2 separate regions of the Homo sapiens genome follow, and region 2 is linked to region 1. A link is an interaction called in ENCODE POLR2A ChIA-PET data of the cell type or tissue named here. Cell type or tissue: Caco-2. All regions are shown on one strand. Links, peaks and the distances in the headings refer to the core of each region. The heading gives the core; the rest is flanking DNA.

Region 1 (8,937 bases), core at 455-8,454:
TCTTTCTTTGTTTTCTTTCTTTCTTTCTTTTTTTGAGACAAGAGTCTCACCCTGTCGCCCAGGCTGCAGTGCAATGGCGTGATCTCAGCTCACTGCAACCTTCGCCTCCCGGGTTCAAGTGATTCTCCTGCCTCAGGCTCCTGAGTAGCTGGGATTAGAGGCGCGCACCACACCTCTAATTTTTTGTATCTTTAGTAGAGATGAGGTTTCACCATGTTGGCGAGGCTGGTCTCGAACTCCTGACCTCGTGATCTGCCTGCCTCAGCCTCCCAAAATGTTGGGGTTACAGGCATGAGCCACCGCACCCAAGCGGTTTATGAGCCATTAAAACACAAAGTAGATTTTTTTTTTTTTTTGAGACAGAATCTCGCTCTTGTCACCCAGGCTGGAGTGCAGTGGTGCCATCTCGGCTCACTGCAACCTCCACCTCCTGGGTTCAAGTGATTCTCCTGCCTCAGCCTCCCAAGTAGCTGGGACTACAGGCACTCGCCACCACGCCCAGGTAATTTTTTGCATTTTTAGTAGAGACAGGGTTTCACCATGTTGGTCAGGATGGTCTTGATCTCTTGATCTTGTGATCTGCCTGCCTTGGCCTCCCAAAGTGCTGGGATTACAGGCATGAGCCACCACGCCCGGCCAAAACACAAAGTAGATTTTTAATTCATGCCATCTAATATGGTAGCCATTAGCTGTGTGGCTACTTAAAATTTATTTTCATTTATTTATTTATTGGAGATGCAGTCTCGCTCTGTCACCCAGGCTGGAGTGCAGGGGCATGATCTCGGCTCATGGCAACCTCTGCCTCCTGGGCTCAAGCGATTCTCCTGCCTCAGCCTCCTGAGTAAGTGGGTTTACAGGCGCCCGCCACCATACCCAGCTAATTTTTGTATTTTTAATGGAGACGTGGTTTCACGATGTTGGCCAGGCTGGTCTCGAACTCCTGACCTCAGGTGATCCTCCCACCTTGGCCTCTCAAAGTGCTGGGATTACAGGCGTGAGCCACTGCGCCCAGCCTTAAATTAAGATTTTATTAATTAACTTTAAATAAAATTTAAGATTCAGTTCTATCATACTAGACACATTTCAAGTGTTCTGTAGCTACACATGGCTGGCGACCTCCACATTGGGCAGTGCAGGTAAAGGCAATTTCTACTGGACAATGCTGTTTTAAATGCTTGCGTTGAATAAAATGAGATGTTATCACTACCACCAAAAAAAATGCAATGTAGTATAATGGTGACCTTAATAAGATGATTTGAGCAGGCTTCTCAAACATTAATGTGCACAGGAATCACCTAGGGATGTTATTAAAATGCAAATTCTTATTTTTTTTTTGAGATGGCGTCTCACCCTGTTGCCCAGGCTGTAGTGCAATGGCATGATCTTGGCTCACTGCAACCTCTGCCTCCCAGGTTCAAGCAATTCTCCTGCCTCAGCCTCCTGAGTAGCTGGGATTACAGGTGCCTGCCACCATGACTGGCTAATTTTTTGTATTTTTAATAGAGACAGGTTTCACCATATTACCCAGGCTGGTCTCGAACTACTGGCCTCAAGCAATCCACCCTCCTCGGCCTCCCAAAGTGTTGGGATTACAGATGTGCACCACCAGGCCTGGCCTTAAAATACAAATTCTGACTCAGCAGGTCTGGGATGAGACCCTAGATTCTGCATTTCTAATGAGCTCATGGGTCATACCCACACTGCTGGTCCATGGACCACTCTAGAAGGAAGAGATTAGAAGATTCATTGAAAAACAAGAGAGCCAGGCATGGTGGCACATGCCTGTGGTCCCAGCTACTCAGGAGGCTGAGATGGGAGGATCACTTGAGCCCAGGAGTTTGAGGCTGCAGTGAGCTCTGATTGTGCCACGGCACTCTAGCCTGGGTCATAGAGTGAGACCTCATCTCTAAAAAAATCAAAACAGGCGAGGAGCGGTAGCTCACACCTGTTATCCCAGCACTTTGGGAGGCTGAGGCAGGTGGATCACCTGAAGTCAGGAGTTCAAAACCAGCCTGGCCAACATGGCAAAACCTCATCTCTACTAAAAATATAAAAATTAGCCAGGTGTGGTGGCGCATGCCTGTAATCCCAGCTACTTGGAAGGCTGAGGCAGGAGAATCGCTTGAATCTGGGAGGTGGAGGTTGCAGTGAGCCAAGATCGCGCCACTGCACTCCAGCCTGGGCGACAGAGTGAGACTCTATCTCAAAAATAAATAAATAAATAAATAGATAACACTTAAGGTGCATTATAGGCATTGAGCCTCAGGAATGGGGCCCGAGTTGAGACCTATGTGACGAGTGACGCACATTACCTTCTTTGGCTTTGACAGGATGCCTTGGCCACTGAGTAACCTCACTCAGACACGATGTCTCATATCAGGCCTGTTGTGAATGACAGGCCCAGCACAAGAGCCCTTTTGCCACACTGATAGGCCCTGACAGTCAGGGACAGCTCCCCTGCCCTCTCCCACGTTGGGGCCTCAGGAGGCCCTAACTCCCCGGGGACCGAGGGGGCCTGCAGTGACAGCTGCCTGAGACAGCTCTGCTCAGACGCTGAGCTGGATGCCTTGTTTCAGCCTCCCCTTTATTTCCTGTCTTTTTTCAAATGTAAAAATAGGAAAGCACAAAGTACCCTCATTCCCACGACCCCAAATTACCATTGTTAGAATTTTTCATGCACCGCTCAGTTCTGTGTATGTCACTATAGTCTGTCAATTTGTTGACCCCCAATGAATGCGGCCTCTTAGTATTCTTGTCTCGCCTCATGTATTTCCCCTTGAGCTTGGGCTGGCCCCATGACATGCTTAACTACAGAACGTGGCAGAAGTGACATTCCGTGCCAGGTCCCAGCCTAAGCCATCAGGAGGCCTAGCAGCTCCTGCTTTTGTGTTCTCAGAAGCCCTGAGCAGCCACATCAGAAGTCTGGCTAGCATAGGCCGGGCATGGTGGCTCACACCTGTAATCCTAGCACTGTGGGAGGCCAAGGCCGGAGGATCACTTGAGCCCAGGAGTTTGACACCATACTGGGCAACATAGGGAGACCCCTGTCTCTACAAATAATTTTTAAAATTATTATTTTTTTTACAAAAATTAGCCGGGTGTGGTGGTGTCCTCCTGTAAGCCCAGCTACTTGGGAAGCTGAGGCATGAGAATCGCTTAAACACAGGAGGCAGAGGTTGCAGTGAGCTGAGATCGCTCCACTGTACTCCAGCCTGGGTGACAGAATGAGACTCTGTCTCAAAAAAAAAAAACAAACAAAAAAAAAAACGGCCGGGCGCGGTGGCTCACACCTGTAATCCCAGCACTTTGGGAAGCCGATGCGGGCTGATCACGAGGTCAGGAGATCGAGACCATGCTGGCTAATATGGTGAAACCTCGTCTTTACTAAAAATACAAAAAATTAGCTGGGCATGGTGGCGGGCGCCTGTAGCCCCAGCTACTCGAGAGGCTGAGGCAGGAGAATGGCATGAACCTGGGAGGCAGAGCTTGCAGTGAGCCGAGATTGTGCCACTGCATTCCAGCCTGGGCGACAGAGCAAGACTCTGTCTCAAAAAAAAAAAAAAAAAAAGTTACCCAGGTGTGGTGGCATGCACCTGTAGACCCAACTACTTTGGAGGCTGAGGTGGGAGGATCACTTGAGCCTAGGAAGTTGAAGCTGCAGAGAGCTGTGATCGTGTCACTGCACCCCAGTCTAAACGACAGAGTAAGACCCTGTGTCTAAAACAAACAAACAAACAAACAAACAAAAAAAGAAGTCTGGCTACCTTAGACTTACCCTAGAGATCATGTCAGGAGACCACAGGGAGAGGCATGTGGAGAAGAAGAGGGAGGCCCGGCTTCAGCTATCTGTGAACACAGGTACACGGGTGGTCATCAGCCAGCCCAGCAGAAGGACTGCCCAGAGAGTTCAGCCAAAAGGGAACTGGGCATGGTGGCTCACGACTGTAATCCCAGCACTTTGGGAGGCCGAGGCGGGTGGATCACTTGAGATCAGGAGTTTGAGACCAGCCTGGCCAACATGATAAAACTTCATCACTATTAATAAATATATATATACAAAAATTAGCTGGGCGTGGTGGTGCACGTCTGTAATCCCAGCTACTCAGGAGGCTGAGGCAGGAGAATCACTTGAACCTGGGTGGCAGAGGTTTACAGTGAGCCGAGATTGCACCACTGCACTCCAGCCTGGGTGACAGAGTGAGACTCCGTCTCAAAAAAATAAAACAACAACAACAACAAAAAAAAAAAAAAAAACAAGGCCAGGTGTTGTGGCTCACACCTGTAATCCCAGCACTTTGGGGAGGCCGAGGTGGGCAGATCACCTGAGGTCAGGAGATTGAGACCAGCGCCAACATGATGAAACCCTGTCTCTACTAAAAATACAAAAATTAGCTGGGCATGGTGGCATGCGCCTGTAATCCCAGCTACTTGGGAGGCTGAGACAGGACAATTGCTTGAATCTCGGAGGCGGAGATTGCAGTGAGCCGAGATTGTGCCACTGCACTCCAGCCTGGGCAACAAGAGTGAAACTCTGTTTCAAAAAAAAGGGAAGAATTGGGAGCAAATACGATGGTGGTGGTTTCAAGCCATGAAGTTTCAGGTGCTTCCTCAGAGAGCAGCTGATTACAAAAACCTGAGTGGCTCAGGTCCTAGAGGAGCACCCAGTCCCCTCGTCTCAGTACCTGCCCCTTCTCCTCAGACCCCAAGTGTCCTTGAGCAAGGAGAGGAAAAGATGCATTAAAGGACAGTCTGGAGAAAGCAGGTAATATTTATTCATTTATTAATGTGTATCTCATTTCAGTTCCTAAAAGGATATGAGGTTTACCAAAAGTGCATATAATGTGAAGTTTTCCTTTTTTAGAGACAGGGTCTTGCTCTGTCACCCAGGCTAGAGTGCAGTGGCACGATCACAGCTCACTGCAGCCTCAACCTCCTAGGCTCAAGCGATCCTCCCACCTCAACTTCCTGAGTAGCTGGGACTACAGGCATGCACCACCATACTCGGCCAAGTTTTTTAAATTTTTTTTTGTAGAGATGAGGTCTTGCTCTGTTGACCAGGTTTGTCTTGAACTCCTGGCCTCAAGCAACCCTCCCACCTCACCCTCCTAAAGGGCTTTGATTATAGGCAGGAGACACGTCGCCCAGCCGATGTTTTCTTAAAGCTAGAAGGATGAGGGGGAGGAAAAAGGCTCAGTAAAGGCAGGAAGGTCAAGGACTACCTGCCAGGTGGAGGTCTGTTTTGATGCCACCTCTCTTCATATGTGCTCGGGAGGTGGCCTGAAAATGTGGCCCTGAAAACCCTTGTGACCCGGAGGGAGAAAGTGATCAAGCTTTCCCAGGAAAGGGACAGGGGTGTCATCCTCACCCAGGGAAGTGTTCCCCTCTAGAAATACAGTTAGAGAGAGTGTGGGGGTGGGTGAACTGTGTGATTCTGGACTTTGGGTGGTGGTGTGGAGGAAGGCTTTGTGGAGGAAGGACTAGGAGGTGTGGCACCAGGCTGTGGGGGGAAGGAGAACCAAGTGGAGCGAATCAAGAGGCCCAGGCTCGGGACAGCCAGCTTTTGGGTAAGCAGGAGCACGTGGTTCCCTCCCATCGATTTCCAGGCTGCAGCCCCAGGCTTGGAGGCAGGCGGGTTCCAGCCACACGTGGGCCAGGCTGGGGTGCTAGGGTAGGGGAGGCTGCACCCTCCAGATCCCCTCTTTCACCTTCTCCAGCTCCAGGGGGAGAGGAACTTTTTCCAGAAGACAGGGCAGCCCTAGACACAGGCTCCTCACCCCACGTCGCTGCCACCTGCTCCAGCTCCGTGGGCTTGGGGCTGTGGGTGGGGGGTTCTCTCCTTCCATCCCCAGCTCTAATCCCTTGCAGCTGTTGTCCTTCTGGGGAAGACAGTTGTGTCAGAGTGGAGGGGAGTAGTTATTTTGAGTTGATCACTAGCTTCCAACTGGGACACATGGATGGCCTTGTCGGGCCCAGCAGTGGGGTGAGCCTGACGAGGGCAGCCCACATGGCCACAGGGGTTGCTGGGGAGCAGGAGGCCACCCTGGCTGCAATGGGGGCTGCAGAGGATAGAGACGGGCCAGGGAGGCCAGAGGCCAGAGGTGTGAAATGTCGGAAATAGATCTGGTGTCCTGAGCATGGGATGGTAAAGTGGGCACAGCTCCCCGCACTGGCCCCTGTGCCACTGGCAACAGTGGAGAAGGAAAAGAGGTCCCTGAGACTGAGGCTGGGCTGCTGGGGGAGGGTAGTGTCTCTCCTCGTAAGGGGCTGGCTAGGCAAGGGTGGTGATTGTCCCCCTCTTCCAGGCAGGCCCTGCCCAACACCTTCTTCCATCCAGAAGGCAGGCTTAGTGGAGGCCTTACACCTCTGATGGCGCAGGATCATTGCAGGGCAATGAACCAATGGATGTGCCCTTCTGAGTGGGAAAAACCAAGTGGCTCAGTGGCTCAGCCCTTCCCTTCAGGGCGTGATGACTTGGAATAAACCTGGCTCCAGTGCTTACCAACCTGAGCTCTGAGACCTGAGGATGTGACATGAACCTCACTGTGCTTTCCTGTTTCACAGAAATGGGAATAACAGCCACGTGCACCTTCCTAGGGCATGGCGGGGATTCACTGATAGCAGATGGAACAGCCTTGAGGCAGGAGTCAGTCCACAGTGAGTGTTGTCATGGTAACTGTAGTTGTCATTGTCTTAGGGTCCTCATGTGGTCCTTGTGGTTGGCCTCCTTCTTGGGCCCCCAACTGTGTCTCAGCTGCATAGAAGGGTTTTATGGCGAGGAGAGGAGAAATGAAGAAATCTTCACCAGGTGGGAAGACTGAGGCTCCTAGAAACGTGGGGAGGAGAGAAGAGTCTCCATGGACTGTCTGCCCCGGGAGGGCAGGGCCGCATCTGTTTCTTCCCTGCTGGATCCCCTGCCCCCAGGACAGTGCCTGGCACAGGGATGAAAGAATGAGTGGATTTCTGAGTGAATCACCCTGGGGTGTGGACCTGCCCTGGGCTGCTGGCTGAAGACGATTGCATGATGATCTCCTGGGCTGGCCAGTGCCAGGCCACGGCTGTTGGATTCCTCTCTCTGGAATTTGAAGAGGAAAACAGAGATGAAGAAGAGGAGAGCCGCGGGGGCTCTGGAGCAGAAGTGAGAAAGAGTCTGACGAGCAGAGGGTGGAGTAGGCCTGTCCAAGGGGAGGCCACACACAGGGCGAGAGTGGCAGCTCCTGCCCCTCTCAGTCTCCCTTCCAGCTCCCCAGCACCTGGAGTGGCCAGAGGAGGGAGTGGGAGAGGAGGGAGTTGCACCTGCTCTCATCCTGGAGCCCCCCCACCGTGAGTGTCCATTCCTTGTTGTTCACTGGTCCCCTCAGTGAGCAAACAGTGAGCCACTGCTGTGTACTGGCTGTGCTGCTAGGATCTGGGGCTGAGCCATGGGCACTGCAGAGTAGCTTTCCTGTTGAGTGGGAGTCCAGAGAGGGGCTTGTAACCCCACCTTCATGGGGGCAGGTGAGAGGAAAGAGGGAGCGCTTCTCGGAGGAAGCCATGTCTACTGTCTGCACTGAAAGCTGAGGGATGGGTACAAGCTGACCAGGGAAAGGAGGTGAAACACATTTCTAGGCAAAAGAAACACCATGGACAAAGGCCTGGAGGGGCCGGGTGCTGTAGCTCGTGCCTTTAATCCCAACACTTTGGGAGGCCAAGGCAGGTGGATCACTTTAGCTCAGGAGTTCGAGACCAGCCTGGGCAACATGGTGAAACCCCATCTCTACAAAAAATAAAATAATTAGCTGGATGTGGTGGCATGCCTGTAGTCCCAGCTATTTGGGAGGCTGAGGCGGGAAGATCACTGGAGCCTGGGAGGTCAAGGCTGCATAAGCAGTGATCACGCCACTGCACTCCAGCCTTGGTGACAGAGCAAGACCCTGTCTCAAAAAAAAAAAAAAAAAAAAAAAAAAAAAAAAAAAAAAGAAAAGAAAAGAAAGAAAAAAGAAACAAAAAGGCCTGGACCTGGAGAGGCTGGAGACAGCCTGGCCAGTTTGAGGGAACTGCAAGAAGTTCCTGTGGCTGGAGCAACGGGTGGGTGGGGGCTGGTGAGAGATCGGGTGAAACGGGGCAATGAATGGTGTCCCCACTCTGGGGTCAGAGCCTGCTTGTGCCAGAGGGTCCAACCCGGCAGCACAGGGGGCGGATGCACCTGAGTGAGTTGTCTTCAGGGCAGAGCCAAGGGCCAGGCCCAGCTGGGCCCCATCTCCAGCCCTTCCACTAGCTGGCCGTGCAGCCCCTGGCCGCTCAGTGCTGCCCCCTGTGGCGATTTCCCCATCTGCACCGGGAAGGGGCTGCCTTGCTGTTCTCTGAAGCCCTGTTCTTGGCTCAGAAGGGCCCTTTGGGCACTGTGAGGGCTGCCGGGGGATGGGGGTGGCAGGATGGAGGGGGCCATGCCAAGTAGTCTGAGAGAAGGGGGTAGGTAGCCCCCAAGGGGGCACCAAGCTTGGCCTTTGTAAGGAAATCCCCTTTTCCAGGGGCCGGTGCAGTCCAGTCGGCTGCTGTCAGCATCACTCTAGACCCTTCCATAGGCTTGGGAGAGATGAATTCCACATGGCTCCTGGCCTGGGTGGCTTTGCTCTTCCCCAGGGAGACCCTCCCCACCCATGGAGGAGGACATGGGCCCCCTGCCTGGCTTTTCAGGGGAGGCTGACTCATGGCCTTGGCGGCCCCCGGCTCAGCCTTTTCCTCCAGCTTTGGGGGAGTGGGGCAGGGGTGAGCTCTTTTCTGGCATTCCCATTCCTCACTTCCTGCCTGCTTCCAGCCTTGGCAGCGGGGCAGGGGTGACATTTATGCCTGCAGCTTTGCAGCTCAGGTCCTGGGAGCCCCTTCCTGTACACTCTCACCTGTTCCTCACAGATGCACCTGCTGGACAGGTGGTACTGTCCTTTTTGACAGATGAGGTGC
Region 2 (8,937 bases), core at 938-8,937, 52 kb after region 1:
CATAAACAATAAAATATGGCTGGGCGCAGTGGCTCACGTCTGTAATCCCAGCACTTTGGGAGGCCGAGGTCAGGAGTTCGAGACCAGCCTGGCCAATATGGTGACACCCTGTCTCTACTAAAAATACAGAAATTAGCTGGGTGTGGTGACATGAGCCTGTAGTCCCAGCTACTCAGGAGGCTGAGGCAGAAGAATCGCTTGAACCCAGGAGGCGGAGGTTGCAGTGAGCCGAGATGGTGCCACTGCATGCCAGCCTGGGTGACAGAGCGAGACTCTCTCTCTCTGTCTCTCTCTCTATATATATATATACATTAGTATATCCTCATAAGGAAAAGCCTGGAGGATTTACATTAAAGTGTCAAGGATGTTTGGTGGGAGAGTAGAGATTGCTCGCATTTTTCATGGTCTTTTTTGCCTTTTCTTTTTTGAGACGGGGGGTCTTGCTGTGTTGCCCAGGCTGGAGTGCAGTGGCGCAATCACAGCTCACCACAAACTCAAACTCCTGGACTCACGTGATTCTCCCACTTTGGCCTCCTGAGTAGCTGGGACTACAGACACATACCATCATGCCCAGCTAATTAAAAATTTTTTTTTTTTGTAGAGATGGCGTTTCGCCGTGTTGCTCAGGCTGGTCTCGAACACCTAAGCTCAAGGGTTCCTCCCGCCTCAGCCTCCCTTAGTGCTGGGATTACAGGCATGAGTCATGCCCGGCCATTTCTGGCTTTTTTGTGGCTTCCTCACTGTCTGTGGTGGCTGACCACGTATTTCTTTATGTAATCTGAAAAAGCCCATGTGGCCGGGCGCGGTGGCTCACGCCTGTAATCCCGGCACTTTGGGAGGCCGAGGCGGGCGGATCACGAGGTCAGGAGATCGAGACCACCCTGACTAACATGGTGAAACCCTGTCTCTACTGAAAATACAAAAAAATGAGCCTGGCCTGATGGCGGCAGGCGCCTGTAGTCCCAGCTACCCAGAGGCTGAGGCAGGAGAATGGCGTAAACCCGGGAGGCGGAGCTTGCAGTGAGCGGAGATCACACCACCACACTCCAGCCTGCGAGACAGAGCGAGACTCCGTCTCAAAACAAACAAACAAAAAAGCCCACGTAACAGTTAACTTGATGTCTCCTGCCTCGCCCCACCCCCTACCTTCCACCCTTTGTCTACTTGATCCCCAGGGGCTCTTGCGAAGAGCAACTGTGGGGTTGTGCCAGAGACCCCAGAGGGAACCCTGGTTCTCAGTATACTTTTGACGGATGAAGAGATGGGCGCCTTGTGGTCCTGGAGTTTGGCAAGCTCCTGAGGAGTCTTAGGTGGCCAATAAAAATGCCTGAAGGGAGGCTTGAATTTGGAACTCAAGCTACCCTAGGACATCGTCAAGGCAAAAATTTAAAAACCAAACCAAACTGGGGCCAGGCATGGTGGCTCACACCTGTAATCCCAGCAATTTGGGAGGCTGAGGCAGGCAGATAACTTGAGGTCAGGAGGTCAAGACCAGTCTGGCCAACATGGTAAACCCCTGTCTCTACTAAAAATACAAAAAAAAAAAAAAAAGAAAGAAAGAAAGAAAATTAGCCGGGTGGGCATGGTGGCGTGTGACTGTAGTCACAGCTACGCGGGAGGCTGAGGCAGGATAATCACTCGAACCTGGGAGGTGGAGGCTGCAGTGAGCCGAGATCGTGCCACTGCACCCCAGCCTGGGCAATAGAGTGAGACTCCATCTCAAACAAACAAACAAAAAACAAACAAACAAACAAACAAAAAAACTAAACCAAACCAGAACCTGACAGCTCACACTGGCTTCAGAAAGTGAGTTGATCAGTACATGAAACTGCAAAGTCGGGCCACGAGCCTTTAGGCACGGCTGGATCCAGGTGCTCAGATGATCCCTTTCCACAGCTCTGTGCCACTTCAAGGCTCTGTTTTCTTCTGTACTGGCTTCACTCCGGGGCAGGCTCTCTCCCTGTGGGGGCAAGATGACCTGTCAAGGGCTCCAGGCTCACATCCCAGGAGCTCAGCAATCCCAGTGGACACAGGTTTCTCTCTCCCAGGGGCTCCAGGAAAAGTCCCAGGGAGGCCCTGATGGGCTAGGCTTGGGTTTCCTCCCTACCCCTGCACCAGGCACTCGGGGGCTGCTGGCTGGTCCTGGGGCACAAGCCCATCCAGCCATCACTGGGTGAGCAGTCAGCTCTGCCAGAGTCCATGCACTGAGAAGGAGGGGGGGTTGTTCTTACAGGACAACGCAGGGGCCACTGGCAGAGGGAGGGGAGGCCAAGCAGAGCTCCTCCTCACTAGCCGCTGGAAACTCGTGCTCCAGGAAGCACAGGACTGCCCTTTATCAGGAAAGCTGAATTAATCACAACCCACTGCCCTTGGTTCTGCAGAAGAACAGATGAGGGGGGGTCCTCCATGGGGGTGGGGAGGTCAGGGCTTGGGGGGTAAGATAGGGGAGGGTGGGAGGAGAGTCCTGCCTGGGGATCAGAAGACACAGTTCAAACAGTAGGTGACTATGGCCTCATCAACCCCCTCTCCAGGCCTCAGTATCCCCATTTGTAAAGAGACATTGATTGGGCTGGAGTCTACAGGTTGTAGGATAGTGCTGCATCACTGGCTCAGAGGAATTCCTTCCCTCCTTCCTTCCTTCCTTCCTTCTTCCTTCCCTCCCTCCGGCCTTCCTTCCTTCTTTATTCCCTCCCTCCCTCCCACCTTCCCTTCCTCCCTTCCTTCTTTCCTTCCTCCCTCCCTTTCTCCTTCTTTCCCTTCTTCCTTCTTTCCATCCCTCTCTCTCTCCCTCCCTTCCTTTCTTCCTCCTTCCTTTCCTCTCTCTCTCCCTCCCTTCCTTTCTTCCTCCTTCCTTTCTTCCACCAAAAATGAAATTCTAAGCCCCCTCCCCCCAGTCATCTGAATGGGCTCCCTCCTTTTGGCCAAAGGCACTCCAAAGTTAACCTGAAAAACTGCTAGAGGCCATGACGGAAAGGGTGGGGGGGTCGGACATGCCTCCTTATACCCTTTTCCCTTTTGGAATTCAGGAAAAGCCAACCAGCATTTAGCATCAACATAGATCTCAAGTCTGATTAAAAAAAAAAAGTTTACAATCCACTGTCTCGGAAAGCCTGCTACCTGGAGGCTTCATCTGCATGATGAAACCTTGGTTTCCACAACCATTTATTGCAACCCAGACATTCCTTTCTATAGATAATAACTCTTTCAACAAATTGCCAAGCAGTAAAATTTAAAATCTATGTATAACTTGGAAGCCCCCACTTTGAGCTGTCTTGCCTTTCTGGACCAAACTGACGTTTATCTTAACTGTATTTGATTGATGTTTCATGTCTCCCCAAAATGCATACAACTAAGCTGTGCCCTGACCACCTTGGGCACATGTTCTCAGGGTCTCCTGAGAGCTGTGTCACAGGCCATTGGTCACTCATATTTGGCTCAGAATAAATCTCTTTCAAATATTTTTAGTTTGACTTTTTTTTTTTTTTAAGACAGTCTTGCTCTGTCACGAAGGCTGGAGTGCAGTGGTGAGATCTGGGCTAGCTGCAACCTCCGCCTCCTAGGTTCAAGCAATTCTCCTTGCCTCAGCCTCCTGAGCAGCTGGGATTACAGGCGCCTACCACCACACCCGGCTAATTTTTGTATTTTTAGTAGATACTGGGTTTTACCACGTTGGCCAGACTGGTCTTGAACTCCTGACCTCAGATGATCCACCTGCCTCGGCCTCCCAAAGTGCTGGGATTACAGGCGTGAGCCACCATGCCCAGCCTTTCTCTCTCTCTGTTTTTTTTAATCTCTCTTTTTTTTTTTTTTTTTTAAGAGTCGAGGTCTTGCTCTGTCACTCAAGCTGGAGTGCAATGGCATGGTCATAGTTCACTGTAGCCTCGAATTCCTGCCTCAACCTCCTGAGTAGCTGGGACTACAGGCATGCACCACCTTGCCCTGTTTCTGAACAGTTTTAAATGGAATCCAGTTGATCCCATTAAGAAATCATGCTGTGACCCGTGTCAAGAGGGGAGTAATATTATTTGTCCAAGAGAGGCCTCTGAGCTTGACTGTCAGTGGAGGGGAGTTGCAAGGCTATTTCTGGCGAAGACTGGAGTGGGTGAAAGACGTTGGGGGTGGGAGGTGTCAGAGGTGCTTGGAGAGGAAACCTGAGCTTGGGGCTTGGACCCAGAGTCTGGGAAGAAGGGCAAGTGTTTCGGTGAGGGAGGAGCTGGGGCAGGGCAGCCCTGTCCCCAGGGCCCAGTGGGGTGAGGCCTCGGCAGCTGGGAGGGAAGCGGGTGGGACAGGAATGTCCCTCTTCCCAGGCACCTGTCCTCAGGCTGGCCGACCTGTGACCCCATCCCACAGGCAGGAAACAGACACCACCCCAGTGCCTACCAGGTACCTGCACTTAGAGTAAGGATATTGGTAATGAACCATCGAGAGCCTTTCACAAGCCAGGAGCTGTTCTACGTGTTCCTAAGCATCAGCTCCACCAAGCCACATGATGGAATAGGCATGCCTGCGTGCCCATTGTACGGATGGGGAATCAGCTTAGTGAGGTGGAGGTACTTGCCCAAGGACGCACCCCCACCCTGAGTGATGGAGCCATGGTCAGTGTCTGGGTGCCTGGAACAAGGGGCAGGCTGGGCTAGAGCTGAGGAGATCCATGTGCTGTGGAGCCAGAGGCAGAAGGAAACAACAACCTTGAGGAAGGCAGGCAGGAAGCTGGGAGGCGGAAGCCACACACTGGGTCTTGAAGGGTCTATGCCATTTGCACAGGATGAGATGTACAGGGAAAAGTTTTCCAGGGGAGGGAACAGTGTAAGGAAAGGCATAGAGGCAGGCAAGTGCAGGGGACATTTGAGACAGGGCGAGAAGCCTGGCAGGGGCCTCTGCCAGCACTTTGTGGGTCATGAGGCCACTTGAGAAGTCAGCTGAGGGTGGAACTGCTGCGTCTTGAAAGTGCTGTGAGGCTTAAAATCCCCGGCATTTACCGAGGTAGCCGAGGGGGGCTGTCCCCTACCTCCCTGTGTGGTTCCTCAAATTGTCAAGGGTAAGGAAGAAAGTCTGGGAGCTGAAGTCCCCAGAGGCAGGGCTGGAGGGTGTGGAGGGGCTCCTCTGGGACCTACACGCAGGACCCCACTGTGGCCTGGGCACTGTGGATGCGCAGGAAGCCGGCATTCCTTCCCGTGAGCTGGAGGAGAATGGCCTCTGTGTGAGCCACAACAAAAAGGCTTTTCTGCCAAGTTGAAGGGGGAGAAAGCAGCCAATTCAGCCCCTGCCCCGGCCTGAAAGAAGGCTCTGTTGGTGGCCCTGGGGTCTTCGATGCATAGAATGTGCGGGGAGGAAGGCTGATGGGCAGGGGCCACCTTGCCCCTGTCCCGATGCTCCGGCAGCACCAGGGTCGGGTAGAGCTGGACTGTGGTGCAAGTTGGTCCAGCTGGGTCCTAATCCTGGCATGGCCATTTCCTAGCTGTGTGACCTTGGCCAAGTCACTTCACCTGAGCCTCTGCTCTCCTGAGTAAAATGTAGATGGGGAGCTTGTCAGCCTTGGGGTCACGATCACACATTGAGCACGTGCCCGGTGCCAGGCCCTTGCCTGCAAGGTTGCCAACACCTTGCAGCCACCCAGCATCCTCTGTCCACCTCCCACAGGCTGCAGCACCAGGGCTCAGGCACTGGATGTTTTAGACTCTAAAACTCCAAGCCTTGCAAATGCAGGAAAATAAAGTTATAAGGAAACATGTCAAATTGTCAACACAGGCTGAGAGATTATGGCAACTGAGACTTTTCTTCTTTTTGCTTATCTTTAATGTCTTAGTTTTTGCAGCTGGGAATTAGTAAAAATGTAAAGGAAAAAAGGATGCTGAGGGAATGGGGGCTGTGAGGGGCCCAAGGTGAGTTTAGGTTACAGTCACATTAAAAGACAAACAAACAAAAAAACGATTTAAAGGTGCAGGCTCCTGTTTAATCCCGGGGAGAAGGGACGGGGGTTAGGCCTCAGGCAGGCCTGGGATCTGGGCTCTCTGGACGTGGGGGAGTCAGGGCCTAGCTGCCCCACCCACCCCTCCTCATGCAAAGCCCCCCCGCAAGGATAGATAGATAGGGCTCTCGGATGGGCCGTGCCTTCAGCCACTGGGCCTCTGAGATTTTAGCAGCAAGCTTGGGGGAGGAAGCCTCTTTAGGCAGTTTCCTGAGGAGGTGAGGCCTCTGCCAACTCTCTCCCCTGGCCTTGGCTCTGAGGAAGGGCTTGACTCAAGGCCTTTCAAACTCTCCTCTCATCCCTGGGCCCCGACACTGCCCTCCACCTGCCCGGTGACCTCTGGGCTTTTGGGGGGCCCTAGGGACTCAGGTAGGAGGCAGACCTGGGAGGGACCCCGTGGCTTCTGCCACAGGGAAGCTGACAAGATGGCGGCTGCTTGGAATCCCCCCTGCTGCCACCAAGGCCCCTGTGGTGGGGGAGCTCACCGGCTGTTTCCTAGATGAGCCTGAGAGGCCTTCGAGGTTTCCAAGGGCCAGCACTTCCTACTCTCCCCAGCCAGTTTCAACACAAAGAGAGGAAGGGGCGGGACGGGATGGGACTGGTTGTGGGAGTGGGAGCTGGGCCTGGAACAGGCGGAACGACCCTGCCTGAGGACTTGCAGAGGCCTGGCCTGCTCCGTGGTGGGGGTGCGACCCCTACTGCAGCAAATCATCACTTTCCTGAGGGCCCAGGCTAGTACCTAAGAGGCTTGGCCAAGAGCATGGATGTGGGGGCTAAGGAGGACCTCCCGGGTCCACAGCCATGCTCAGACTCAAGGGACGGTGACACCTCAGTCTCCTGCCCTCCTGGGGTATCACTTGCACCCTGCACAGGCCTGGGTGGGATTTTCTGCTTCTCAAAGATGAAAGGGCAGGTCTTGGGTGCCTGCCACTCTGAGCAGCATGTGTGGGGAAGGGAACTTTTGGAATCAAAGTGCCACCATTTCCCATCTCTCTCTGTGCCTGGCTCTGGGCTCCCGTCAGTGCTCAGAACCCAGCCTGGGAGGACTGGCCTGGCTCTTCCTCCACTCCTAGACGGGGAGGGCTTGTGGCAAACTCAGTTGTCTTTTCTCAGCAGGAACAAACGGCAAACTAACTCCATGCTCCCTCCCTGCCCCACCCCGGCAGGGTGACCCCAGGTGCCCTGCCTCTCCCTCTTCTGGACTCTTGAGGGCAGCCCTAAGCTCTGCCCCTCCCAGGGCATAGTTTCCAAGGGCCATCGGGAAGGAGCCCCCATGGAATTGGAACAAGGTCTCCTTGGCATTGAGGTCAAGCCCCCTAACCCTAGCATGGGCTGGACCCCCACCACCTGCACGCCCTTCCAGCTGGAGGTTCCAGCCCAAGGCCTTACAAACAAGGACACATTTGCCGGCTGTACAATTTATTCAGTGCACATTATTTACAGAAATAAATGTATGGGGGTGGACACGGAACCCCCGCAGCCCCACCCCTTAGCTGGCTCTCCGGTTCTGCAGGGGGCAGAAGCTGCCGGACCCGCACTTGGTGCCAGTGCACAAGAAACCACTCGCAGAGGCCAGCAGAATCCTTCCCCCTCAAGTGCCTTGGGGATCCTGGGTGGCAGACTCCACTCGCTCAGGGCCATGGGGAAGTAGAGCCAGCTGTACAGTACCATTTCCCACAGCAGCCACGGCCTCTTGCTTGCTTTGGGAAGGAAAAGAGGAAGGAGGCATCTGTCCTCAGGGCTGAGCACAGGAGGGCAGCCTCTTAGGCCACAATGGGCTCCTTCGTGGGGTTCACAGTCTGATGCGCGGCTGGCCTATCCCCACCAGTGTCTCTCCTCCCAGGACCCTGGGGGCACAGGGAGCTGGAGGGGAGGAACCCCTCATGCCCAGTGCCTGACACTGTGGGCACCCATTCACGGCCATCCACTGCCCAGGCCTAGGCACCCACCAGCCCCCTCTCCCTGGGGCTCAGGACACTGGCAGCTGAAGCCCAAAGGAGCTGGAGCTCAGACCCCTGAGGCTAGTGGTGTGAGTCGGAGAGGGAGGGAGGAGGCACAGGGAAGGAACAGAGGGTTCTAGCTCAGGGAGGCATCTCTGCCAGGGGCGAGGCTGCTGCTTCCCTGGGGAGAGGGGCCCTGGCAGACTCCCTTTGGTCCGTGGTGAGGCAGGCCCAGGGCCCTTTCTCCAGAGAGGGAAGGAGGTGTGGGCCCAAGGGGAGGTGGGAGCTGGGGGCTGCTGCCGGGGGTGGGCTGGGTTCTCTGGCACAAGGAGCCAGGGTCACTGAGGCTGTCAGAAGTGGACTGCGAAGTCCACTGGATTGGGAAGGAACCAAGCCTCAATGGGGACTCAAGGGCCACGGCCCACCTCCCTTCCAGGTCCCCTTTGGCCTGGGGCTGCCCCTGGGTGGAAGGCTCTTCCTAAGGCCCAGAGAGACTCACTTGGGAAGGAGGGGACCAGGGGGGCCAGACAGTCTCCAACTGGGCAAAGAGAGCCTGGCAGTTACAGCCCTGGGGTTCAGGCTGAGGAGGTGCTGCTCTTCCAATGTGGGCCTCTGCCCCTCTGCTCCCCTGGCTGTGGCCAAGCCAGAGGATGATGGGGGCCTAATTCCCTGTCTGGAGCAGAACTACATTTAGAAAATTCTAAACACCCTGCCCCAGTCGGGGAAACAGAAACAAATGGTCAAGTAAGGTGCCAAAAACAAAACAAAACAAACACCTGGACATAAATAATGAGGGCGGGGCAGACAGGGTGTGTGAGGGCTGAGAGGGGCCCCTACCTGGGGGCGGAGGGAGCCCCTGGGAGCCATCTCAGAACCACAGGCGCCCCCTGAGCACCGTTAGCAGGAGCGCTGGGTGGTCAGACCCACTCCTGCAGCGAGCGCTTGCAGTAAAGCAGGACACGTGGCGCACCCTTGCGCTGCATCTGCACCAGCGCGTAGGTGAGGCCCAGGACGCAGAGCAGCAGCAGC

Evidence for each region. ChIA-PET counts read pairs that join two places held together with the same protein. Peaks named below come from ENCODE experiments on the same cell type or tissue, not always from the same donor. Only the 100,000 strongest peaks of a DNase experiment are listed, where the experiment ranks them.
Region 2: POLR2A ChIA-PET joins it to region 1 with 6 read pairs; 5 of 35 experiments call an interaction of 5 or more read pairs at or near these places.

The regions. Positions count from the first base shown.
Region 1 is chr16:58,096,747-58,105,683 of GRCh38, reverse strand. No RefSeq gene overlaps it. Among named protein-coding and RNA genes, the nearest start is that of CFAP20, 28 kb to the left of the region's middle. RefSeq lists enhancers at 6,677-7,177, 7,178-7,678. In Caco-2, for the core only: a CTCF peak has its summit at 8,286; a DNase peak (open chromatin) is centred at 8,293.
Region 2 is chr16:58,045,335-58,054,271 of GRCh38, reverse strand. MMP15 (matrix metallopeptidase 15) reads right to left here. Exons shown (of 10, transcript NM_002428.4): 10 at 7,371-8,937. The coding sequence ends at 8,826. Among named protein-coding and RNA genes, the nearest start is that of MMP15, 24 kb to the right of the region's middle. In Caco-2, for the core only: no CTCF peak of the experiment used is centred there; DNase peaks (open chromatin) are centred at 4,271 and 6,561.